Linked DNA regions of Mus musculus: all the other regions are linked to region 3. A link is a loop called in an ENCODE intact Hi-C map of the cell type or tissue named here. Cell type or tissue: heart. All regions are shown on one strand. Region 1 holds the start of Satb2 (special AT-rich sequence binding protein 2). Region 2 overlaps Rftn2 (raftlin family member 2). Region 3 holds the start of Mob4 (MOB family member 4, phocein). Region 4 holds the start of Sf3b1 (splicing factor 3b, subunit 1). Region 5 holds the start of Coq10b (coenzyme Q10B).

What was found. A loop is a pair of places that touch in the nucleus more often than their neighbours do. Peaks named below come from ENCODE experiments on the same cell type or tissue, not always from the same donor. Only the 100,000 strongest peaks of a DNase experiment are listed, where the experiment ranks them.
Region 1: a loop joins it to region 3, with 9 times the contacts of the local background. A loop is called at or near these places in 2 of 42 quality-filtered maps.
Region 2: a loop joins it to region 3, with 2.0 times the contacts of the local background. A loop is called at or near these places in 2 of 42 quality-filtered maps.
Region 4: a loop joins it to region 3, with 6 times the contacts of the local background. A loop is called at or near these places in 7 of 42 quality-filtered maps.
Region 5: a loop joins it to region 3, with 3 times the contacts of the local background. A loop is called at or near these places in 5 of 42 quality-filtered maps.

The regions. Positions count from the first base shown.
Region 1 is chr1:56,970,884-56,975,883 of GRCm38, reverse strand. Satb2 (special AT-rich sequence binding protein 2) reads left to right here and starts at 4,550. Exons shown (of 11, transcript NM_139146.2): 1 at 4,550-4,772. 9130024F11Rik (RIKEN cDNA 9130024F11 gene) reads right to left here and starts at 4,415. Exons shown (of 2, transcript NR_024326.1): 1 at 4,113-4,415; 2 at 688-1,626. In heart, no CTCF peak of the experiment used is centred here; DNase peaks (open chromatin) are centred at 2,423, 3,273, 3,653 and 4,793; H3K4me3 peaks cover 3,465 bases; H3K27ac peaks cover 2,296 bases; H3K27me3 peaks cover 1,598 bases.
Region 2 is chr1:55,190,779-55,195,778 of GRCm38, reverse strand. It overlaps Rftn2 (raftlin family member 2), which reads left to right. Exons shown (of 9, transcript NM_028713.1): 6 at 142-263; 7 at 1,432-1,535. Among named protein-coding and RNA genes, the nearest start is that of Gm51743, 8.7 kb to the left of the region's middle. In heart, a CTCF peak has its summit at 2,783 (motif pointing left); a DNase peak (open chromatin) is centred at 2,248; H3K4me3 peaks cover 478 bases; H3K27ac peaks cover 2,349 bases.
Region 3 is chr1:55,128,169-55,133,168 of GRCm38, reverse strand. Mob4 (MOB family member 4, phocein) reads right to left here and starts at 1,924. Exons shown (of 8, transcript NM_025283.3): 1 at 1,810-1,924. The coding sequence starts at 1,869. It also overlaps the pseudogene Gm16581. In heart, no CTCF peak of the experiment used is centred here; a DNase peak (open chromatin) is centred at 1,958; H3K4me3 peaks cover 2,561 bases; H3K27ac peaks cover 2,344 bases.
Region 4 is chr1:55,023,399-55,028,398 of GRCm38, reverse strand. It overlaps Sf3b1 (splicing factor 3b, subunit 1), which reads left to right and starts at 921. Exons shown (of 25, transcript NM_031179.2): 1 at 921-1,060. The coding sequence starts at 1,033. In heart, CTCF peaks have their summits at 949 and 2,548 (motif pointing right); a DNase peak (open chromatin) is centred at 858; H3K4me3 peaks cover 2,917 bases; H3K27ac peaks cover 2,284 bases.
Region 5 is chr1:55,050,649-55,055,648 of GRCm38, reverse strand. Coq10b (coenzyme Q10B) reads right to left here and starts at 2,879. Exons shown (of 5, transcript NM_001039710.1): 1 at 2,659-2,879. The coding sequence starts at 2,774. In heart, CTCF peaks have their summits at 2,356 and 3,105; a DNase peak (open chromatin) is centred at 2,878; H3K4me3 peaks cover 2,083 bases; H3K27ac peaks cover 1,648 bases.

The DNA of each region.
Region 1 (5,000 bases), 1.8 Mb before region 3:
CCTCTGAGAGCCAGAGAGGCTGGGGGTAAATGCTGGGCCTTCAGAGATCGTGGCCGAAAAGACGCAAAGCGGCGTCCTACCAGGGCTGGCGGGCCTAGGTGGTCTAAGGCTAGCACACAACCTAAGCCGACTTGGGCAGAGGACCCGCACAGCCAAAACCGCAGAGGCAACAGGAGAAATCAAACACCATTGTCATTAAAAGTGCAAAACAGGCCTTAAGAGGACAAAGGCCTGGGTAGAAAGAAAAGCAGTCTAGCAAGCGAGGGAAACTGTGGCACTTAACCCCAGCCTGCAAAGTCCCAGTGTTTTGTTGTTGTTGCTTAAAAATAATAATAACAGTGTGATTGTGAAAGACAGGCGGCCTTTGACTACCTAAGGTAAGGTGGGAATTTTAGGGCTAGGAGAATCCGAGAAAAGTTTGAGTAGATCTCCCTCAAAAAACGGAGGTCTGAAACAACCTACAACCCCCCCCCCCCACCACCACACGCACATACACACAACTTTATTTTCTGAGCACAGAGGTAGCTCATTCTCAATCTGGTGTGTGTGTGGGGTGAGGAGGAGTTTTGAATCAAAGTATTTTAAAAGGCAAATGTACTTATACCATTTAAAAAAGTATGATTGTTTCAAAAATTGTTTGGAAATAAACCGTCGTGGGAAATACAAAAATGAAACCAAACAGTTTTTTGAATCATCATCAAATATATTTATTCACTGTTTTTAAAAATGAAAATGACAAATGTTTTAAAAGTGTTATTTCAAATATAAATTACTGTAGCAATTAGAAGTGTTTGAAAATATTTGCTTTAGCTGAAATGAAGTTAACAAAACTGGATTGGGAAAAACATGTCACTTGAAACAGAAAAGGCCTTTATCCGGGTCAAAACTACAGGGAAAAATTCACACTGGGTATGCATGGCAAAACTTTCTAGAATTCTCCTTTTATGAAACGAGAGAAATTTGAAAATGCTCTACTAAAAATAAATCTGCCAACATTCAAAGTACACTTTTGGTAATGACATCAAATTACACATTGTCATGTATATTAAATGTAATTTGTTTAATTTTTAAAATGTAATTTTAAATAATTTAGAATTACTTGTTCCAAATGGTAGATTTTCTTTACATTATCAAAAATAGACAAAAGAAATAATGAATTTGAAAGGGTGTAGAATCTAGCCACAGTGCACATTTAATTGAACTTAATTGTATGCTTTATTTAAATAGACTTTCTCTTTTTAAAAATAACTTAGTATCAATAGTTCCCCTCAAAGCATAATAAAATATGTACACTTTATAAAATATTAACCGATTAAACAATACTGCCGTGTTGTTTATAAGAGTTGTAGCTGAAGTTCATAATTATACTGTTGACACACGCCAGTGAGGTTAGCGAAGAGATCCTTAGCAAAACGCAAATGACGATTTTCCGACAGTGATTTTTATAAAATAGCTAATTAATGACAGGATAGAATCGTTCCAACCATCGCATCATCAGATATAATAATAGTGACGAATCAGACAAAAAAGATCCCCACTAAACGATTTGCATTTTTTTCCAGAAGTCCTCAAGTCCTAATATCATCAATTCTTCTTAGTTCGTGGACATTGGGCCGGAGGTGGATTCTGTAGTTCCAACACCAAGGTAAGAAAGAAAACGGGGTGGGAGGGGGGGGTTTAATACAGTTAGTATATAAATAAAATATATGCATTTCCAATTTAAAAAGCAGGCTTAGTTTGACAGCGATAGCTAAGTTTTTGAAACACCCCTTTTCATTTCGATATGCTATAACATTGTTCTTTTTTAAAGTTTGTAAATCAAACTTACAGTTTCTTTCTTTCATTGCTTTAAAAAAAAAAAAAAAAAACCAAAAACCAAAAAACAACCTTTCAGCTACCTTCAAGGGCTGATTTTACTTGAGCCACTTTGCTTTCACGGGCTTGGAATTTTCTTTAGCCCCTTTGGCTGGGCATGTTCGTGGGAGCACGGAATTTGGGGGAAGAAAAAAACAGGGAAAAGAAAAAGGCTTCCTAAAACTGCGGTGGCTCTCTGGAGGATTACTACCCTGCCAGGCTCGACTCGGCTCGGCAGGGCTCCCCTTGCCGCCTGGGGCTTCTGGTGAAGTTGGTGGGCGGCTCCTTTGAGTGGGACTCACCGAGGTCTGGGCACCGAGATTTAGGCCAGGGACAGGTTTCGTTTCGGGGACCCTCTTTCTTTTAGAAGCCCTTAGGCTTCCCTGGCCGTGGGTTTGCGACTCTTGGGGCGTTGTGGGGTCAAGGGGGTAGGCTACCAAGCAAGTGGACAGCAGCCCAGTCTCCAGCGCTACTCTCAGATTCAATCTCCACTGGCCCAGCTCAAGGCCAGGATTTAGAGAATTGCCTCGAGCGCGTTTCCCGAAACCGAATTTAGTTTGGCCCTCTGGCGCCGCCGTACAGTCAATACTTCTTAAGGGGGACTAGTGGCTCAGGCAACCGGTGGAAGCCGAGTCCTTGGGGTCCTGGGGAACTGGAGGGAAAGCCCCGGTGCACAGAAGGGACAAGAGATGCCGCCGGCTCAAGGGGCATCTCTGGCCGGAAGGCCGGAGAGGACTGGTTCATATTTTCTCCTTTGAGGTTCCAGGGGCTGACAGAAGCCGGACGCGGCAGGCACCTCGCCGGGGCCGCGGCCCCTGCCCACGTGCTATTTTTTTTTTTTTTTTAAGGAGGTCCGCGCCCATGCCGAATGGCCAAGACAAAAGCGCGGCCGGCAGCGGGGTTTTGGCGGGCAGTCACCGCGCCACCTTAAACAAGTAAAGCTGCGCGAGCCGAAAGGCTAGGGCCGCGGGAGTCCGCAAAAGTTTGTGGCTCCTAAGCCTTAGAAGGACCAGCTAGGGACTCATCGGCGCGGCCTCGCTCGGGGCGGAGAGGCTAGGTCCCCACGGCTCAGCTCTGCTCGCGCCGAACTCGGTCCTCAGCCGCTGAGGGTCTTCGGGAGCCCCAGTGCTGCAACCCGAGGGGCGCGCAGCTTCAGCGCCCCGGCCGGCACAGTGTTCTGGCCTCCGGGCAGCTCGGGCTGCGCCGCTCGCAACGTAGCCCGCGTGGCGAGAGTGGCAGGGATGCAGCCTGCCTTGTGCCCACGGAGCAACCCTTTCTCCAGTGCCGGACCCACAGCCAGCCGGACGGGCGGAGTCTCGCTCCAGGCGTTCGGGACACCCGGGCTATTGTTCCGGACCCGCGGCCGCACGGGATTTGAGGGAGAAGTGGCCTTCCCCAAACGCGGCCGGGAGCGCTTCGGGCCGGGCCGGTCGGCTCCGAGCAGATGGGGAGCTCGCTCGCACCGAGAAAAGTTGCTCCGAGGGGCGGAGGCGGTGGGTGGTGGGCGGAGGCGGTGGGTGGGGGAGGCGATCGCCCTCCTATCTCCAAAGTCGAAAGTACTCGGCGGCGCAATTAACAGAGCCCGGAGACGAGGCAGCCTCTGCCGCCTCCCGAGCGCCAGCCTGCGCCTCTGCGGCGAGCCGCGACACGGAGCGCCCGCCTAGTCGCCGCAGCCTGCGCGCCGGGACGAGTGCGCCTAGGGGCTGGGCGAGGCGGCTGCGCCCTGGACTTGCTACAAGGAGGAGGACCAGACCCTGGGCCCTGGCGTTCGTCAGCGCTTAGACGCACCCATTCGTCGGCCGTGGCCACCGCCTCGCGCCACACTCAGTCCTCAGCCATCCGTCCTTCGTCGCCCGGTGCATGAGGTCCTTGCCACCCCGCTCCCACCTCCGACTCCCCCCTTCCTCCTTTTTCCCTGACTCCCACCCCCTCGCCTATCCCTGTGCCTCCTCCGCAGCCCGGCTCCTTGGGTCGCCGTGCTCACAGCGATTGATTGATTGATGTTTAATTTCCTGCCAGGCGGGGCCCCCCTCCCCCCGCAACCTCCCCAGCCCTCCTCCCCGCCCCCCACTCCCCTCCTTCATTGCGGTGGACCAGTCTGGCTTGGGTTTAGATCCGTCCCCCCCATTCCCATCCCGAAATAACCCAGAGACATCCCCTACCCCCACCCCAAATTATTATTTTGAAGGCGCTAGATCTGGGGACCGAAAGGGGGAGGGGGAGAAATCGGAAACCGAGGACAACCCAAAAGGACTCACTTTGCCTGATGACTCAACGCAACTAATAATCATCTCCCTCTCAGTGTCTTTCTCTCTGCGGCTTGTCAGTGAGTCCGGCTCTGGCTTCTGGCAGAGGCAGCCGCGAGGGGAGAGGTTGGAGGTGACAGCTTGTGCGGCCGCCGCGTTTTCTCTTGCGCGCGGTCCGGGGTCTCCGCACCTTCCCCGCTCTTGGTGGCAACGTCCCCGCGACTCTGGCCGCGCCTCCTCTGGAGCTAGCGGCTGTAGGAGCCAGCAGCCGCCGCAGCCTCCCAGTCCTCAGCCCTTTCTCTCCAGAACCGGTCTTCTACCCGAAGGTGTGAAAGGCTCTTTCAGCCCCCTCTCCCCCCCCCCTCCTCCGCCGTCCCCTCCCCCGCTCGCTCTGGTGCCCCTTTGGAGGAGTCCTCCTTTCCCTCTCCTCCTCCTCCCTCACTGCCCCCCGCCCCCATCATCATAACAACCATCTCCGAACCAGAAGAAGACACCCTGACCCAGGACCTTAAACGCTAGGACCGGGGAAGAGGAAAAGGAAAGGGGAAGGAGGAAAGAGAAAGGAAGACTAGGACAACACTACAATTCACCAAAAACTTTCCACCCTGGATTCTCTACTTTTGCTCCATGGACAGAGCCCCAGCCAGCCAAGTTTCAGACAGACCGTGAGCAGTAAGTACGCTGGGCGAGGGCTCCCACGCGGCGCCTGTAGTTCGGGAAGCCCTGGGCGCGCTAAGTTCCCCGGCTGTTCTGGGGCTCTGGCTCTCACGCGCGCTTAGGCGAAGCCGGGAAGTGCGGTGGAGCCTTCACTGGCAACCCCTCCGAGCACTCCCTACATCTTTCGCATTCTTCTTAACTCCTCTCTGTCCCCCACCACCACCTCGTCTGGACTCGTGGCGA
Region 2 (5,000 bases), 63 kb before region 3:
GGACATGCATCATGTAACCTGGGGCTACACACATGAGGAATGGCTTCCAGTCGACAAGATTTTCTCCCAGCTTGCCACCACGACCCTTGGAAGCAGCTGTAATGTACATATGACTCCTCTGAATGTATCCTTTCCCCACAGGGGACCAGTTACCTAAATCTTTGGAAGGCTTTTTTATCTACGAAGAAGAAGGATCTGGAGTCCCAGGTTCTAACAGGAGAGGAAACGACGCCATTGTGGTGGAGCAGTGGACAGTCATTGAGGTGAGCTGCAGATTCCAACAGTCTGCTTTCCTTTTGTGTGTGAGTTGATGAAAGCCCCCCATGGCCAGGCGCATGCTCAGACACAGATGGTCCACTCTCACAGAACCCTCAACAAAGAACCGACAGACTTCCTCCATATGCTGTACCCATGTTTTCAAACATTTCAGCAAAATAGCAAAAGTAACTGTCGGCACCTAGACAAAAGTAGGTTCCCCAAGTCTGCGAGTCTAGCCCTAGACAAGATCCCCTGGCTCAGAAATCCTCACTACAAAATGCCTTGGCAACTGGAAAATGCCTTGGCAACTGACTGGAAAGAGTAGTGTAGCCACTCATCCAGCCTTTCACCGCTGAGCAACCAGGATGGCAGGCTTGGTTTTAACCTTATGAATTGTTTTGTTTTGTTTTGTTTTGTTTTGAGTAAAAACATCCAAAGGTTTTTCTCTTACATACCAGGCCAGATGTGTACACACAGCACTGTCATAGTCAGAGGTGTTGCTGCGGCTGGGGTTGCGCATTTACAAATTCAGATGTCATCAACTACTGCCCTTGAAGTAGACAGATCCCTTTGGACCTCTGTTGAATGTACAAGGTCCTTACAGAGAACGTCTTTCAAGGAAACATTTTGACTTTCTGGCCTTACAAAGACCATAAAGGACAGAAGTCATTTTCAGAGAAATTGTAAAGCCCACGGAGGGAGCTGGGGAAGGTGGGTGGTGAGTAAAGCTGCGAGAGAAAACCTTCGCCAGCGCAGCGGAGCAAGAAGAGCGGCCACTCGGCCAGCCTGGCAGCTTCCCTCCCACCCCCAGCCTCCCATCCCAGGCCCAAGGCCACTGCTGAACCTACTTAGTAAGCCTCGTGGATCGGACGCCCTAGGGAGCTTTTAAAATGCAGATCCCCAGCTCCGCTCACTTTAGAATCTGAGAACCGTGGCTTTCCCAGGACCAAAGAAAGGCCAATGGCCACTGTCCACTCACTTGGTTTTAAGAAGGCAACAGTTGCAGAAAGTGACATTTTGGGGGCCCCATGGGCTCCATGACACTGTTCCACTGGACACAGGCCCCCCCCCACACACACACACACTACAACACTCATCAGCCCCTCATCCTCGCTACTGTGTGGCCAGCTGTCTTTGCTATTAGACTGTAAGCTCTTTTGCTTATTCACACAGGGCTGTGAAATTAAAACAGATTACGGCCCCCTGCTGCACACCCTGGCTGAGTTTGGATGGCTTCTGACAAGCGTGTTGCCTACCCCGATATTGAGACATGACAGGTAATGCCCGTGCATCCACCTGCACAGCTCATTCTACAACCTGCTCATTTGTGAGTAAATTAACCAATGCTGACTTAAGCCTACGAGAAATGCTTCTAGTGTGGTTTCATGGGATTTGGAGGTCAGCAGGTCCAGAGGGTGGGTCCCTGTCATTGGTATTGTCCCAAGGGCCTCAAATACACAGACATTTGAGAAATCTGCAGGGGCTTCTGAAAAACAAGAGTTCTCTGTCTGAGCCCTGGGTCTACACACACCGGTCGACACACCCCTCCTCAACAGCCTGTGTGTCTGTGCCTTCAAATCACTTTCTGGTTGTTCTGCTTGTGTTTGAGTCAAGGTCTCTCTCTCTCTCTCTCTCTCTCTCTCTCTCTCTCTCTCTCTCTCTGTAGCTCTGGCTATCCTGGAACTTACTTTGTAGAGCAGGCTGGCCTTGAACTCACAGCTATCCACCTGCCTCTGTGTCCTGAATGCTGGGATTAAAAGTGTCTGCCACCCCCATGTCCATTTTCTCCATCTCTTTGATGTTCTCCTAGGTGCACTTGGCCTGATACAGCTAGGCACAGACCTTCCGAAGTGTGGAAACCCTGAGTCTCTCCTTCCTCTTCCCCTGAGGAAAAGTATACTCCTTCCTTGCCATTCATTTGGGGATCCCAGCTGGGCTCACTTCTAAGTATTTCCCACAGTGCTCTGAATGAATGGGCAGGACATCTGGCAGCCAGCCCACTTCTGCTGAGCTCCAGTGGTATTTCCTGTATCCGGTCAGGACCAGTTTAGGAATGACAGGACTAAGCCTAAGGCTGGAACTAAAATATATTGTGATCCCAAGGATACCTTGAAGTGGGAGTAGGCTGAAACATGAAGCCAGACTCTGGCATTTTGTGCCCAAACTGCATGAGATCCTACCCTGCAACCAGTGCTCTGAAGACTCCCTCCAAACGCTGTATGAGGAGTAGCTATAAGGTTGCTCTAAGACAAAGAGAGGGAGAACGGTGCCAAAACTTTACCATCATACAGATTTCTCCTGCACCCAGATCCTATGGGCACTATGGAACCATGGAAGTGTTCCTCCTACCGTCTGAGAGGACTTATCTTTATATGCTATCAGAATGGCAAGGGGCTCATGGCTCACTAAATATGCATTGGGATGGCCCAGTGGTTATGAGTCCTGCTACTCTTCCAGAGGGCCCAGGTTTGAATCCTAGTTTCCATATGGTGGCTCAGTTTCAGAGGATCTGACGCCCTCTTCTGGCCTCCCCAGGTACTGCATTCATGCAGTATATTTACCTTGCAGACAAAACACCCGTACACAAAAAATAATTTTTAAATCTTTAACTTGCTAAGGGATTTTAAAGGTAAGTTTTAGGACAGTGTTAGAGAATAATACTGTGTGTATCCCAAGTGTATAGGTGTCAAATGTGTCTAGCAACCCTTGGACCAGCTTCACAGTGGTTCTAAAATATATTCAGTTCTGGAGACTATATGCTAGGGAAAGGGGGAGGGGGCTTCTTTGCTTCTATCCAGTTTCTTATTATTTAATGTTTTATAATAAACTGACACTCTCCAGAGTGTCAAAGAAAAAGTCTATCTACCAGTGAAAAACATCTGTGGCGTGCGTCTGATGCTGAAGTCATTTACAAGAGAGAGAGTCGTGTTTACATTTCATGTGGTGCAAACACATAGCCAGGAGCTTGCATTCTGGCTGGGGCCAGCCAAGCTCATGAATTCAGTAATTTAATACAGTAATTAAGCAACGAGGAACTTTAGTCCATAGGTTCCAAGGAAGTATTAAAGAAAAAAGATATTATGACTATAAAAATTAAGCTTGATGCTCTAGTCCTGAGGAGATCAAAGAGCAGCTTCACTGTTCAGTAAATCCTTTCCCAGGAGTCTGCTGCTGCGGCTGCTGCTGGGCAGAAGAGAGTAGGAAACGTTCCCGAGCAGCAGCCGCCCTGTGCGGGAAGGCAGACAATAGCTCCTCTCAGATGCCGGGAGCTTTGGATAACTTGTTTATTTTGTTCCTTGGGTCCTTCTGAGTTGTCACTGTGACAGGACGCCCAGGAAGGTGACTTAAAGGACAGACTTGCTCTGACTCCTCATCACTGCTCTGGTGTGAAGGCAGAAAGAACACTGCTCACCAGCAAGCCACGCCCTCCTTCCTCCAGCTATGCCCCTCCTCCCTGAGAACCCATTCAGCCATGAACTTATAAGTTGAGGGAGTTAGAACCCATAAGATCCAGTCAGTCTCTGCTGGACCACCACCTGGAGAAGCGTCACATATGAGCCTTTTCGGGAGAGACTTCATATCCAAGACACAACAAATATAAAACGAAGATGAAGTGTAATGCTGTTCACTGGTCAGGAGGATTTTTGAGAAAAATCCTCACCTGAACACATTTGGCTAATAAGTGAGGGGACTCTTTGATATACTAATATATGTGTTATAATATAATTATAATTATATAATAAATAAGAACTATTATCTGGGGATCTAACCCTTTAGCAGAACCAAATTCCTAAGAGGATGAAATCAGTTGTCCAATCAGGATAGGATGGCCTGTTCCAAATCAAAAGGTTCCAGAAGAGATAAGGTAGACAGTGCCCTGTGTGTAAGATCCGCACTGAGGGTCTTGAGCGATAGGGCAGCAGAAGTAAGTAGAATCATAAAGATGCATGTTTACAACCAGAAACACAAGTGTCACACTCTTTCTTTGGAGGCCCTGTGCCCGAAAAATCCATCACTAAGAGCCACAGTCTGTTAACAGTCCCCTCCTTGGAGACAGTATTTCAACTGTCTCTGCCAACTGTTGTCTAAGCTGTACCTGAATGGCTCACAGGGGATAGTCCCCTCATGACACCACAGCGTATGCACACACTCTCAGCGCTCTCTAGGTTGACGTCCCGTTTCCTAGGCAGTGGTACACCCCCAAGGTTTATAACAGAACTCTCAAGAAAGATCATGAGATCACGCACATGGTACAGCACGAGGCTGTAAGACGCCATGCCTATACCCTTTCAAGGTTGTTGCAGCCAGCCTGGGAACAAGGCAGATTCCTTTGTTATTGTTGGAATAACACTATCGTACCAGGAGCCCAATCCTTTTTCTACTAGAGAAGTCAAGGTGAGAGTTACCAGGAAGTTCTTCAAAAAAAAATAAACAGTTAAGGACCACATCCGCTGAGCTTACAGCTAATATTACAGCCTAAAGTGGGGAGGGACCTATAGAAACAGTTCAGTGGTTACGAGCACTTAATGCCCCTAGAGAGACCCTGGGTTCAGTTCCAAGAACCCACTGTAACTCCAGCTCTAGGGGATCCGATGCCCTTTCTGACCTGCACTGGGACCAGGTGTGCACGCGGCACATTCACATAAGTGCAGGCAGAGAACTCCCAGGAGCCTGTAATCTCAAGTGAAAGTCATCCCCAGCTACATAGGGAGTTCAAGACCAGCCTGGGCTCCATGGAGCCC
Region 3 (5,000 bases):
ATTCTCTTCTATTACATTTTATTTAACCTTGTCATAAAGTGGGAAAATGAAAAAGTCTGCACATGACTTACTCATAACAACACAGCAAAGGGACATATTGCAGTGTTTAGTCTGAACAATTTTTCAAAGTTAAAAATTTTTCATCTAAGGATATAGCTGAGCCATGAGTACATGCTTAAAATAAATTGTGCACTCTTAATTTACCACAGGAAAAGTCCTGGATGTAATCCCAAGAATTGTTTTTAAAGGAAGCCATCACTTAAAAATTAGAAAAAATGTTGCCTATGCACAATAATAGTTATCTGAAAACAAGAACCCTTAGAAAGAAGAGTTGTTAAATAGTAGAAAGTATACATAGTATACAAATTTCCAACCCAATCAAGGCAAACTGACAGCTCATGACTCAATGGTTTTTGACTCAAAAGCAATTCTCTAGGGCTAGAGATGTAGCTCAATTGATAGGTGTCATTCCCCAACACTGTATAAGCCCTGAATGGTGGTATGTATTGTAAGTCTAGCCCCCAGAGTTTCGGCAAACAGAGTCCAAGGTCACCTTCAACTATATAGTATAATTCGAGGGTAGCCTGACTTTGAGAACCTTCAAAATCCATAATAAATAGCAAGTCTCTAAATTGGATGTGTGTGTATGGGGGAGGCAGGTGGATCTCGGAGTTCGAGGCCAACCTAGTCTACAGAGCTACTTCCAGGAAAGTCAAGGCTACACAGGGAAACCCTTGAGAGAGAGAGAGAGAGAGAGAGAGAGAAGAGAGAGAAGAGAGAAAGAAGAAAGACAAAAGAAAGAAAAGAAAAACAGTAACTCTCTAAAACTCAGTAGCATTAAGTATTTTGATTTCCACTTGACCCTAAAAATTACATTTTAACAGAAAAAGTTTACTCAGTACACGGTAAGAGGCAGCAGGCTGGGCAGCAACAAGAACACAGCCTGCTAAAATTACATTTTAAACATATCTCTTTTGATTTTAGAACTTCTACTCAACGACTCAACCCATTTCCAAAGGCTGATTAATCCTATCAAGTTTGAATGTCAACGTGGGTGGTTTTTTTTTTTGGGGGGGGGGTCTTTTCCGTTCTTTTCTGTTCTTTTTTACTGTGAAGCATCCCTGGTTTGCAAGTCCTAAGAAGCACCAATTTACTCCCCATAGTGCCCTACTATTATTTTGATGTATATAATCAGTTCATTCCGACTATTGTCCACGCGCATTAGCATGAATATACGCAAGGAATGACATGTAACAAGTCACAACCTGGTGCCGAAAACTTGCTGGACCAGAGAACAGCTGCAGGGAAGCCGAAGGGAGTGGTGGCAAAGACAAACAACAGGAGGATAACGCAAACTAGTGCCACCTGCATCCGGCTAGACCAACTGGATGGAGCCGACCGGCAGGTACGTCACCGGCCAAGCTTGCTCCCGGTGAGGTGGGCAGTGTTTACAGCCCTCGACGCCGGCGGTCCCGACGCGGGGACAGCCCCCTGGTCCCCAGCTGGCCCACCCCACACCCGGGCGCCGTCAGCTGCCACTCACAGCAGGCAGCGCAGCAGCAGCCGCTGGTGACAAGCGTCAGCCCCGGGCCTCGGCGAACACAGCGGGGTCCTGCGTCTAGCAGGCCTCCAGGGCGGCCGGCGCCGGCTCGGCTGCCTCCGGGGCCGCGGCTCCGGAAGCGCAGGCCAGCCACCGCGGCCACGGCCCCCACCCGCTCGCCCTGGCCTCTCCTAGACGGAGTCCCGCCAGCAGGAGAGCCCCGGCTCGGCCCCGCCAACTCTGTGACAGGAAAGCCGTAGGGACGATACCTGCGCCTTGGTGCCTGGCCTGTTCCGCCTCAGCACTGCCGTCCCCTCCGCCATGACCATAGTGCCAGAGTCTGGGCGGCTGGCGTCGGTACCCGGATGTGGGGGCCGGCAGCTTGCGCGGGGGGCGGGGCACGGCGGGGCTCAGCGCTGCGGCGGCGGGGAGGGGCGGCAGCCTGCGGAACAGCCGCCGCCCGCGCGGAGCACCATGGGAAGAGTGCCGAGCCCGCGGCTCCGGCGGAGGGAGGAGCACAGAATGAACAGCCGGCGGAGCTCCGCCGAGGCCGAAAAGGAAGATGCGACCGGAAGCTGGGGTAGAGAGCCGCTTCCAAGGTCTGTGGTGCAGGTGACCCAAGCCTGCGTCACTTGTGGGTGTTTGTCCTTCAGCTGTCTATAGACTGGAAGGGCAGTTTGCACAATAGTGACCATCTCAGAAAAGCGAAATGAGAACATAATTCTCCACCCCAGATAATCTGGTAAATTTTTATAGAATCTTCATGGATTAACCCAATCTAGAATCAGATTGGCTGGGTCGGTTAAAGGGAAGACAGGAGGTACTGATAAATCTTGCTTCTAGGGTCCTCTTACTGAAAAGCCAAGGACTCTTTCAATGACAAGTTGGTTTCCGTAGATAAAAGACTCAATGCTAAATTAAAAAAAAAAATGCCCATCATGAGATAGAAAGCGCACATCTGTTATTGTGTGTTAGAGTTAAAATAAACTCACATTTTTGCAAGTCGGAAGCAGGAGGAAATGAATAGCCCTTGATGGCTTTTATGAATTCTGTATCTTAACAAAATTCCAAGTTTCTCGTGTTTTTAAGTGTGATGTTTTTTGTGTGTTTTCTTTTGTTGTTGTTTTGGTTTTGTGTTTTCTTTTTTTGGAGACAGCGTCTCCCTGATGTTCCTTGAATTTAAGAGATTTGTTTTGAGTGCTGGGACCAACGGAGTACACGGCATGCCCGGCCAGGCTTAGGGGTTCATGTGTAATCCAACCCAGGTGATCCCACACCTTTTTCTGAATCCCTTGGGCGCATGCAGGTAAAAAGCTTACACACATTAAATAAATAAGCAAGTAAATAAGCAAAACAGTTAAAAGAATTGTTTAGAATTCAAAGCCAGCATGGGCTACATAGAGAGTTCCAGGCCAGGCAGGGCTACAGAGCAAGACTTAAATCTTCTCTCAATCTTTCCCAAAATAAGAAAAAAAACACAGCATTTTTACCAGAATCTTTTTTTTTTCCAAACAAGAAAAGTTTGTTTTGGTTTATAGTACCATGGGACACCTGGTGAGGAAGTTGTGGACACTGGGTAAGTGCTCTTTATAACTTCAAGAGCATGGGGTTCAGAAACAGAGGTCTTAAGCTGGAGGCAGAAGCTGGTATCTGCATCAAGACCCGCCCAAAGTGAGCCACTTCTCAGAGCTGGGCCATGGTTAGAATTACACAACCTCCAAATCGAATCTCAAGCTGAACACCAAGTGTTCCAACATAAGAGCTGCGGCGGGGCAGAGTGGCGCCTTTAATCCCAGCACTCAGGAGGCAGATACAGGCTGATCTCTGTGAGTTCAGAGTATGCCTGGTCTACAAAGAGAGTTCAAGGCCAGCCAGGAGTATGTAGTGAGACCTTATCCTTAAACAACAACAATAGTAAGAATGAACGGAGGAATTCCCTTATTCAGATTGGCCTATGGATATGCCTAGGGAGCCCTATCATTATTAATTACTGATGTGGGGGGCTCAGCCCACTGTGGGTAATACCACCCCTGGGCAAACTGACAAACCCTGGGAAACAGACCAGTGGCCAGTAAGCACTGTTCATTCATGGCCTCTGCTTCAGTTCTTCCCTCCAGGTTCCCACCTTAAGTTCCTGCCCAGCCCTTCCTCAGTGACGAATTGTTACCTAGAAGTGTAATAGGAAATAAACCTTTTCCTCTCCTAAGTTGGTGTTGGTCATTGCTTTGTCGTAGCAACAGAGGAGCAATGTGTCTGAATGCATATGACATGTGTATGCATACAGCTGTCCTTGGAAGCCAGTGTAGAGTGTCAAGATCCCCTGGAGCTAGAGTTACAAGCAGTTGTGAGCTGCTTCATTTGGTTGCTCGAACCAAACCTCTAGAAGGACAGGATTCACAAATTCTTTTTTTTTTCTTAATTTTTTTATTATTTAAATGCATTTTATGCATCAAACATATTAAGAATATGAAGTATTTTGAGAATCAAATAATACACAAAATTGTTCAACTTTTATATTCATATCCTTTCATACCCTAAAAATATTAATGAATATTTAATACTATCCATAACTGAGGATCCTATGTCTAATGTTGAATACTAAATTGTTTCAAAACATACAAAATATTCTTTGGGAATTAAGCGTAGTAAAAGAGCATAAAATACAAAAAAATGAATTATTAAGAAATATATTCAAAAGCCCTTATATGATACCACCTGACATAGTGAGAGAGTATTTAAAATGCATTATATTATCTGTGTACATTGTCTAACAATCAGTTTACTTAAAAAAAGATTATCAGTTTTTCCTGGAAAGAAATTTTTTTTTTTTTTTGCATTTCTCATTTTTATTTTACAGAAAAAGTTGCTTTTACTGTACAGATTTTAAAAAACCAAAATGCCTTAAACAAAGTTGGGGGGGAAGAGGGTCTCACAACCTTGTCAGGGGGTACAGCAGGGCCAACCAACTTCAGCTCCTTCCTCTTTCAGGAAAGATCACAACTTACCAAGTCAAACCATCAGTCACCCAAGAATTTAGGGAGCTAACTCCCTGCATCATCACAATCTGAGGCCTAGATGCCCTGAGCTGTGCCCCTCCCTCCCTAAACTCCCTCCCTCCCACTCCAACCCCCAAAACACAAGAACCAGGAAAAACTCACAGAGATCAACATTTCACAGGAACAACAACAAAAAAAGGGTGGGTGGGGGAGGAAGCTCTCCCCTCAAGATGCTGCCAAGATTCAAGGGAAGGCATACAAAGACTCCTTCCATGATTCTTCTGGGAAAAATGAGGAATACTCATGTCTCCAGAGTATGAGGTGTAGTGGAATCCAGATTACGGAGACCTGGAGGAGCGGTGACGATTAGAACGGGGACTAGGTATCTCCTTTCTCTTGTGACCAGGAGAGTGACTGTCCCCTCACTGGCCTCTCCAGGAAACTCGCTCACTGCTCTGTAGATC
Region 4 (5,000 bases), 100 kb after region 3:
TCCCAACCCTGGGTTACATTTAGTACAACTTAAACAGAGACAGAAGGCTGAAAATCTGGTCAATAGGTCACTCCTATTTGCCTGGTCATTTAGGCATCAGTTATTGCCAGAATTATTTTAAGTGCACCAGTGTTGTACTTTTTCAAATAGTTGTTACCTGGGGTCATCTTACCCATTTGGCAGAATTATGTTTCTCTCAAGAAAAGAACTGGGCTTTATTGTAGATCAGGACTTAACATTGCTTGTGACCCTATACTATTCCCTTGAGCTGCCTGTTAAGAGAAGTATTCTACCGTATCTAATGGCTGGTCAATACTGGTGAACCAACATTAACATCTTAGGCATCATAAACTTTATTTCTAACAGGCCTGGCTAGCATACTGTTTATTTTTTGGGTGTCTTGGAGGCAGTGTTCCTTTGGCTAAATTCTATTTTGTGTAATTTAATCTCTCTCTCTCTCTACTTTTTATTTTTGTTTTTTTCGAGACAGGGTTTCTCTGTGTAGCCTTGGCTGTTCTGGAACTCACTCTGTAGACCAGGCTGGCCTCGAACTCAGAATCTGCCTGCCGCTGCCTCCCAAGTGCTGGGATTAAAGGGGTGCGCCACCACTGCCAGGCTCCTTTGGTTTTATTAAAGACAGGCTTTGTCTGTACAGCCCTGGCTTCGGGAACTCTCTTTGTAGACCAGGCTGGCCTCGAACTGCCTCTTCTCTTCCGAGTGCTTGAATTAACGGCACGTTACCCACCACTGGCCGGACAGGCTACAGCCCTCTTGGGAAGTAGCCATCCTCTTCCGCGTTTAGTCTTCCCCGCGGTTTCGCTGGCTTTTTAAGGAAGCCGCCGGGAGCCCGCCCTGGCCCCGCCCACTCCCATAATGCCCCTCGCAGTCTCATATAGGTGGCAGTTGAAGTACGTGCTACAGTGCGGCGCGCGCTCCCGGGTGCGCACGCTCAGAGAGCGGCCTCTGTTTCTGGCGGCGGCGAGCGGAAGTCCTTGGGAGCGCCAGTTCCGTCTGTGTGTTCGAGTGGACAAAATGGCGAAGATCGCCAAGACTCACGAAGGTAAGCGGCCTTTCCCTTCCCACGCGCGACCTCGGCAGCCAGCCAGCCGCGGCCCTCTCTCCTGGCTTTCTGCGTCTTCGCGTGGCATCTCTGGTCTCGACCGAGGCCGCGCGGCGAGGCCTGCTCGGCTCGTCGGCGCAGGCCGCTGCCCGCGTAATGGCGTCCTCTCGCACTCCGGGACCGGCGCTTTGTTCCGCGCTGGCTGTTGGTGCTTCCGAGTTCTCTTGTTCTGACCGGAGAGCCTCGCTCGAGCGGCTTGCCCCGGGGGACTCCCGGGGAGGGAGCGGGGAGGCGGACGTGGGAGGCCGACTTTCTCGCCCCCCGGGCGCTATCGTCGGCAGTTCGTACCTGGAAAGCCCTGAATGACGGCAGCCGCTTTCGGGCCGCTCCTAACGGAGGCCGCTTCAGCGCAGGCCTGCCAATCCCAGCCTTCGCGATACAGGCATCTCCAAGGCGGCTGGATCGTGTTGTGGTGCTTGCACTAAATGATTCCGGCAGAAAATCTGGTAGTTTACTCCTTTAATCACTTGTGTCCTGGTGTTCTATCTTTTTCCCTTTGAGAGCTAGGTGTTGGAGAATCAGGAGGAAGAGAGAAGGAAAGGCAGATTTGACCAGTTGCCAAAGTTTTCTGGGTAGTCGCTTATTTTATGCTGCACAAGAGTAAACAGAGCTAGAAACATGTTGAGAAGCAACCAGATTCCATAAGGAAAGTAACCAGAGAAGACGGGAAGGAATTTGAGTCTGAGAGACAGAATCCCTGTTTCTTGGCTCCCGGTTAAGAAGCCAAAATTTACGCTGACACTAAGTCACTAAACCCGTCCTTTCTAAGTGTGTGTCTCGGTGTTAGAGAGAGGTAACAAGCTAAGGATGTCAGAAATTTGACAGTTTGATGTGGAAGCAGATGTGTGAATATTCTCTTAGAAAATCAAAGGAATGTGTACAGAGAAGTAAAGCCAGTACTTTCTGAGAAGCTGGGTAACGGAGCCATTAATTTATGCTTAGTTATTTTTGGGAGGTGGTGACGCGGCGCTGATAAAAAAGGATCAATCAGTTTTAAATTAGGGGAGGATGTCTGAGCCGGAGGGAACATCTTGTACCATGCAGTGAGTGTCGCTGTGGTAGGATAGAGGAGGGTGTAAGGAGGGAATTCCGATGCGAATCTAAAGAGATGGTTTAGGACCAATAGCTGGGACATTTGAGGAACTGAAAATACTAACACTTTTGAAAGCCAGAAATGTCCCTGCATTAACTAGTCTTTTGTCTTTAAACATGAAAGTACAACACATGTTTTTGTTTTCTTTTTTGAGATAGTCTTACTATGTAATTCCGGTTGCCCTGAAACTTCCTGAATAGAGGAGACTGGGTCCCACTTCAAAGAAACTCATCCTCCTGCCTCTGCTTCCCAAGTGCTGGGTAAAAGGCCTGTGCCTGGTTAGCCCAACACTTTTTTTAAAAAAAAAGATTTATGTGAATACACTCTGTCACTGTCTTCAGACACACCAGAAGAGGGCGTCAGATCCTATTACAGATGGTTGTGAGCCATCTGTAATTGAATTGAACTGAGGACCTCTGGAAGAGCAGTCCAGCCCCTAGCCCAACACTTTTTAAAGCCAGAAATGTTTTTGGCCTCATTATTTATCTTTAGACTACTTCAGATATTGTTTGTAAAATAATTAGGAAATTGAATCGTGTCGCTGTTTTGTTCAGTCAGTGGTAGGTTATTTATTTTAATTGTTTTCCATTGTGGGGAACCAGTGAAATTATTGGACTTCCAGAGCATGGGGGAGGGGAAGTGCTTACTGAAGGAAAGCATGGTTTACTCCTTACTGGCTTCCTTATAGCTGCATAGGTAGAGTCCCATACCCTAATAGGTTATTGATTTATGGAGATTTATGGATATTTTGTAGCTTTGATTGTTGGCTTATTGATATCTTCAATGTAGCATACTCCCAGTTGGATAAATGCAAAGTTTATTTTATGTGCATTAATATTTTTGCCTGCATGTAACGTCTGTCTGAAGGTGTCAGATTCCCTGGAATTGGATTAAAGGACAGTTGTAAGATGCCACATGGGTGCTGGGAACTGAACCTAGGTCTTCTGGAAGAGCAGCCACTGCTCTCAGCTGCAGAGCCATCTTTCTGGCCCTGGTAAATGTAAAGTTTAGGGTCCTTTCCTCTTTCCTTTCCCCTTCCCTTCCCTTCCCTTCCCCCTCCCTCCTCCTTTCCTTTCCTTTTTCATTGTAGAAGCCCAGCTAAACTTGTTTTCAAAAATTGCAATTGCTTTTTTTTTTTTTTTTTTTTTGGTTTTCGAGACAGGGTTTCTCTGTGTAGCCCTGGCTGTCCTGGAACTCACTTTGTAGACCAGGCTGGCCTCGAGCTCAGAAAATCCGCCTGCCTCTGCCTTCCGAGTGCTGAGTTTCGATTTTTTTTTTGTAAAAATTGCTATTTTATTTAGGATTATTTTATTATTGAATTAATAAAAAATATTATAGAAGTATGTCACAATTTGGTATAAGGTCCCTCAGTATAAATCTTTATTGTCTTAGTCTTTTTTTGTTGTTGTGTTGTTGCTACGTTTGTTTGTTTTGAGACAGAGTTTCTCTCTGTAGCTCTGTCCTGGAATTTGCTCTGTTTATCAGTCTGGCCTAGAACTTTTTTTTTTTTTTTTAGACAATCTCTTCATGTAGTTTCAGCTGTTCTGAAACACTCTTGGTAGACTATGCTGGCCTCAGATTGGCCTCCCAAGAGCTGGGATCAGAGTTGTGCACCACCATGCCTGTCTAAAGTAGAGTTTTTGAAAAATTTTTATATTTATATTTGCTTTGTGCAAAAATGAGAGGACAACTTGGAAGAGTCTGTTCCCACTTTGGGTGATGTAGGTTCTGGGATTCCAATTTAGGTTGTCAGGTTTGGCAGGAAGTGAGTTTACACCCTTAATCAGAGTAATCTCATTAAAGCTTTCTCTACTGTTGGTGTAAACAGGAATTTTATATACCTTAATAGCTCCAGTGTCTGGTCAGTAATGGGTATTTAAATGTTAAATCAACATTTACTTGCTAGATTAGCATGTTTTAGATTTACTTTACTACTTTTGGAGAAAGATTTTCTTGTCAACCAGGCTGGCCTTGACTTCTGATTTTCTACCTCTTAAGTGCTAGATTTATAGATTGGCCCGTGAATTCACAAACCCTGTGGTTTTTATGGGAAAAGTTTCACAGAAATGGGATCATTTATTTGTATTTTTTCCCTTATATTTATCTATTGTGTTTATCTATGTATTTTTGCTTCTATGTCCATGTGGAAGTCAGGACAACTTTCTGGAGTTGGATTCAGGTTTTCAGGCTTGCTGCAAGTGCCTTTAGCTGCTGAGCCATCTTGGTAGACTTCACTTTTGTTTTCTCTTGGAAATGGAATTATCGTGTGGGCCTGGTTGGCTGGTTGCTTTCGGTGCTTCCTTCCTTCCTTGTTTGCTTGCTTCCTTCCTTTTTTTTTCTTTTTTTCTTTTTTCTTTTTTTTTTTTGAGACCCAGACCAGATTTCTCCATGTATCCCTGACTGTCTTGGAACTTGCTTTGTAGACCAGGCTGGCCTCAGACTCACAGCGAGATCCATCTGCCTTTGCTTCCCAAGTGCTGGGATTAAAGGCATGCACCACTACATCCTCATTTTGTATCTTACTTAAGTTGGTCTCATACTTGGAGGAACCCTTTGCCTCCTGAACACTGGGATTTTTGGCATGTACCACCACTATGCCTTCTAGATCTCAAAGTTTGGGATCAATCCCCAGGATTTTGTATTTATACTACAGAGCATTTGGCATTGAACTACCCTCCCACTCTGAAAAGGGGTATTTAAAACCCAGTTTTGGTACATCAGTTTGGTCAGACAGGTAGGAAATAGCCTATTATTGTTCTGAGAATCTTCTGAATTGAGAGGAAAAGA
Region 5 (5,000 bases), 78 kb after region 3:
AGTTGTTTGCTGGGGTGGTATAACCCCTGGTAAGTTGCCTATGCTCGCTACAAACAGCTTCCCACCCAAGCTCAAGCAGAAAAAGGAAGTGGGTAGGGAGGAGATGGCTCAGTTAAAGAACTTAATAGTTCAGATCCCCTAAGACTAGGGCCCACCTAATGCTCAGAAGGAGAAGTTGGGCTTCCACACTAGACCTATGAGTAAGCTCTGTGTTCTACTGAAAGACTGGAGGCAGAGGTAGGTTGATCTTTGTGAGTTCAAGACCAGCCTATTCTACAGAGAGAATTCCAGGACAGCCAGAGATATATAGTGAGATCCTGTTTCCAAGGGGGAAAAACAAACAAACATAAATATGATGACAATGAGCATTTATGAAAATAACATAAAATCTGTACCAAATTAATTTACAGCAAACACACACACACAAAATGAAAACCTAGTATGCAAAATGCCTAGCTGTTCATTTTCTAGGTTCAGTCCTAGCTAGCCTGAAACTTGCTAGGTAGACTAGGCTGGCCTTGAACTAGCAAAACTCCACCTGCCTCTACCTCCTTTCTCTTTTGCTTCTGTTTTTGAGACAGAATCTCATTCTGTGTAGACCTGGAAAGGCTTGACCTTGAAATCCTGTGTGTCAGTCTCCTCCAGTGCTAGGATTACAGGCATGCATAACCAACCTAGATAATAAGCCTTTTTAAAATGTTATTTGTAATTATGAGCATGTGTCTGTGTATGGGTATGTGCTTGTGAGTAATGGCGACTGAGAAGGCCAGAGGCCTTGGCTCTCCTGGAGCTGGAGTTGAAGGTATATATGAGACTTGTTCTTAGATAATAGAGGGTCCAGGTATGATGGCATACTTGTCTTCAATCCCAATACTCAAGAGGCAGGTGGATCTCTGCCTGTTCCAGGCCAGTCAGGGCTACACCATGGGACTCTTGTCTCTTAAAAAAAAAAAAAAAATGTTGCTCACAGGCAGAACATTTGCCTACCATGCATAAGGCCCTGAATTCCTGCCAGAAGAAAGACACACAAAAATTACTAAGATGCCTGTTCCTAAAGAGAAGAACTTAGAGTCAAGTTGAGTGGGAAATTTATATACAATACCAGGTTTTGTAACAAATTCATACATTGGTTTCTTAAGCCCCACAAGATACCCTTACCTAATCCTGATCATACTCCTAAGAAAACCACATATGCTTAAAACAAATTAACAGGTTTCCTGATCAGTATGCCTATTTGGTTATACTGCTCTGGGCAATACATCTATTTCACACACTATTAAGCGTTAGGGGTTGAGAGCTCAATGATAGAGCTGGTTGACATGTTCATGGCCCTGGGTTAGATCCAGCACCTCTCCCTTCAACTGCCCCATACAACTAGCTACATACACAGTCAAGCTAACAAGTGAGTACTGTAACATATTGAAAACAGACTTTGTAATCACTAATATTCCAAAACTACTCTCTCAAATAACATATTACATTAAAGGCCAGAACACAAGATAATGTAATACTTTTATGCATTTATATACCATTTTTGTTGCCTTTTTTTTTTTTAGATCCAGTCACTTGGTATTTCCCAGGCTGAGGCTGGTATGGACTTTCTGAGCATGAGCCTCGGACCATAAGCAGCAAAGCAACATTTAATCAGTAATATAAGCAGTATGTCCTGCTTGAAAAGCTATCTTTTGAGGATAAACTACCCGATTTCACAGTTTCAACATGTTTGTGTAAGATTTGGAGATGAAGCATGGCTGCTAGTTTCTGTTTGTTTTTGAGACAAATCTTACCTTGTAGCTCTGGCTGATATGCAACTAGCTACACAGACCAGGCTGGCCTCCAAAGCACCAGACCTGGCCTCTTGGCTGACATTTTAAAGTCTTCATTCAACCAAAATGTTCTGAAACCCAGGCAAGAGTTGGACTTTCTCCTCTGTAATGTATACATATTGATTCATCTCAAATACCAATTTTCTTTTCTTTTGGTCCTGAGACAGGGGCTCACTTTGTAGTTCGGGTTGGCCTTGAACCCACCGCGATACTTACTTGACTTTATTGCTAAAATTACAGGTGTGAGCCGCCACTCTGAGTTAATTTTAATTTTTGAGAATACTTTATTACAGTCTTATTTGTAATAGAAAACTGCATTGTAGACTTATAGTGTCCTTCAGGTCTCTAGGTTCATCTCCACCTAAAGGACCAAGCAGGAAAACCGAGGACAGAGCCATCTTCAAGGTTACAGGACCTCAAAGTTACAGTGTAGTGAAAAAAACAACAGGTCCTCTTTGTTGGCTGTGTTTCATTTTGCAAGCGCTGAGTGGCCGGGGTCAAAGAACTCCACAGCAAGTGAGAGAGCGTCTGACAAGCGGTTCACCGCCAGGACACGCACTCCCACGGCCCGGGAGCCGGCGCTCTCGGGCGCAGTTAAACTTTCCCGACGGCCGCCGCCCACCTCTTGGAGACCGGAAGGGCGGGAGCCGGAGACCCGGCTGCTTGTCCGTCCTCCCACGGCCGTCTCGTCGCTGACTCACCCCGATAATATGAGGTGCACGCAGACCAGCCGGCCGAGCGCCGCGCCCCGGGTCTCCGGAGCCGACTAGGGTCAGCGCCCCGGCCACAGGCCCGTCCCGAACCCGCCGCCCGGAAAACCTCCGCTCGCTACCTGACGTCGCGCGCAGACCCCCGCGCCGGGGCTTCCGTCACGGTGGTCGACTTCGGATGGCACCCCGATGCCACCCTCGCCAGGGCCCTCTGACTGGTCCGAGCTGCCATGATCATCTTTGTGAAGCCGGTAGCCAACGCGGGCACCCGGAACGAGGCGCCGCCCTCAGGCCGGCCTGGAGGGACGGCTCCTGCGCCTCTCAGCCAATCCGGGAGCCCTCTGAGCAGCTGGACACGCCTCTTCCCACTAAGTCCCTCCCAACCCCATGACGCCACGCTGACGCTAGGCTGACGCACGTGTCCAGTGCCGCCTCGGGACAGCCAATCGGGGCGCGGATCTCCGGGACACGCTCTGCTCCTGCCAGGAGTCTGCCACTTATGTAATCTTCGTGACGAACTCCTGGGTTCACCTACGGTCCGGGTTTTTTCCTGGAGCTATTTGGGGTCGAGTCTCGAGGCTCGGCTCGTGAGGGCCGCCCTGCCGGGGGAGGAAAGCCCAGGAGCTGGCTAATTATGTAACTGCCTCCCACACCCACCCCACCCAGCGCTGGCCCAGCGTGTTTTCGCTCCTGCTGCCGAGCCTGGCAGATTTTACTGTGTATTGACGATCTCAAACGGTACCTGCTGTGCTGACCCTGAGGTGTTGTTCAGAGAGCAACTTCGGGTCATACCGCCCCGAACAGGCCCAGTGACCTGTCAGTTCTAGCTGCCTTCTTCATACGTGGCCAAGATATGGTGTAGTGTTGCCTTTATGATCCAGGTTTTTCTCATTCTATACAAAGCAACAATTTTGCTTGCCACATTCAGGGATTGGATGAGGTCCTGACTTACATATAAGGGAGGGGCACACGTAACAAACGCATATGTGAAGGTCAGAGTCTTCCCATGTGGGTCTAAGGAATAAGAACTCACTTAACAGGCTTGCATAGCGATTGTTTTTTTTTAAATGATTAGCCATCTCACTGACTCTAATACAGTTTTTTAAAAAATAGAATTATATTTTATTACTATATGAATGTACGTGTGTGATGTGTGTTTGGCTTATGAAAGTCAGACGGCACATTTGTGAAGTCACCTCTTCACCTTCCATCTTTATGTGGGTTCCTGGAGATTCAATTTGAGTCATCAGACTTGCACAGCAAGTTCTACCCAGTAGGCCATCCTGCCTGCTGCATTTGGTTAGCAGAGCTTGAGGAATAAATGAGATTGTTGGTTAAACATAGGCAATAATATATTTTGAAAGACTTACTAGATGTTGGAGGTGTGAATGAGTCTGTCTCCTCACATAGCTCATATTCCAAAAGGGAAGATAGAACTAATGTGTACTGCATTATCGGGTAATTATGTGACTTGTATGTGGTGGTTTGAATATGCTTAGCCCATGGGAAGTGGTACTATTAGGAAGTGTAGCATTGTTGGAGTAGGTTTGGGCTTGTTGGAGGAGGTGAGTCACTGTAGGAGTGAGCTTTGAGGTCCAAAGCTTAAGCTTTGGCCAGAGCAGAAGAGACCCTCCTCCTGGCTGCCTGGAAAAGGGCATCTCTTCCCACCTGCTTCTGAGTCAAGATGTAGAACTCTTGGCTTCTCCAGGACATGTTTGACTGTACACTGTCATGCTTCGTGCCGTGATAATGGACAGAACCTCTGAAATCAGCCTCAATTAAATGTTGTCCTTTATAAAAAGTTGCTTTGGTCATGGTGTCTCTTCATACCAATAGAAACCCTAAGATGTGGAGAAAAAAAAAAAAAGAGTAGAGCACAGTGTGCTGTGCCTGTAATCCTGGCACTAGAGATACTGAAAGAAAAACTACCCAGGCTAGATTGAACTGCACAGGGAGATGCTTAAAAACATTGAAAATGAAATGATGATGTAGCTGGAGAGATAGTTCAACAACTAAGAGCTGCTATTGCAGGGGAGACCAGTTCCATTGCCAGAATTGATGTTAGGCAGCTCACAACATCAGTAACAGTTCGAGGATATCTGTTAACCTCTCCTGTTCTCTGCAGGCACTGACACACACACACACACACACACACACACACACTAAGGGTAAGGACTAGGGAGGTCTCTCAAGATAAAGGTGCTTTTGGCTAAGCCTGACAACACATGCTATAAATTCTTAAAAGCTTTACAAATAAAAATTAATCTTTACTTAAATCCCAGCACTCAGGAGGCAGAGGCAGGCATATCTGTGTGAGTTTGAGGCCAGCTCAGTTTAAAGAATGAGTTCCAACACAGCAAGGGCTACACCAAGACACCCTGTCTGGAAAAACACTAAATAGATAAATAAGTAAATATTTTAAAATCACTGTAAGAAGAAGGAAAGAGAAGAAAAAAACATTAAA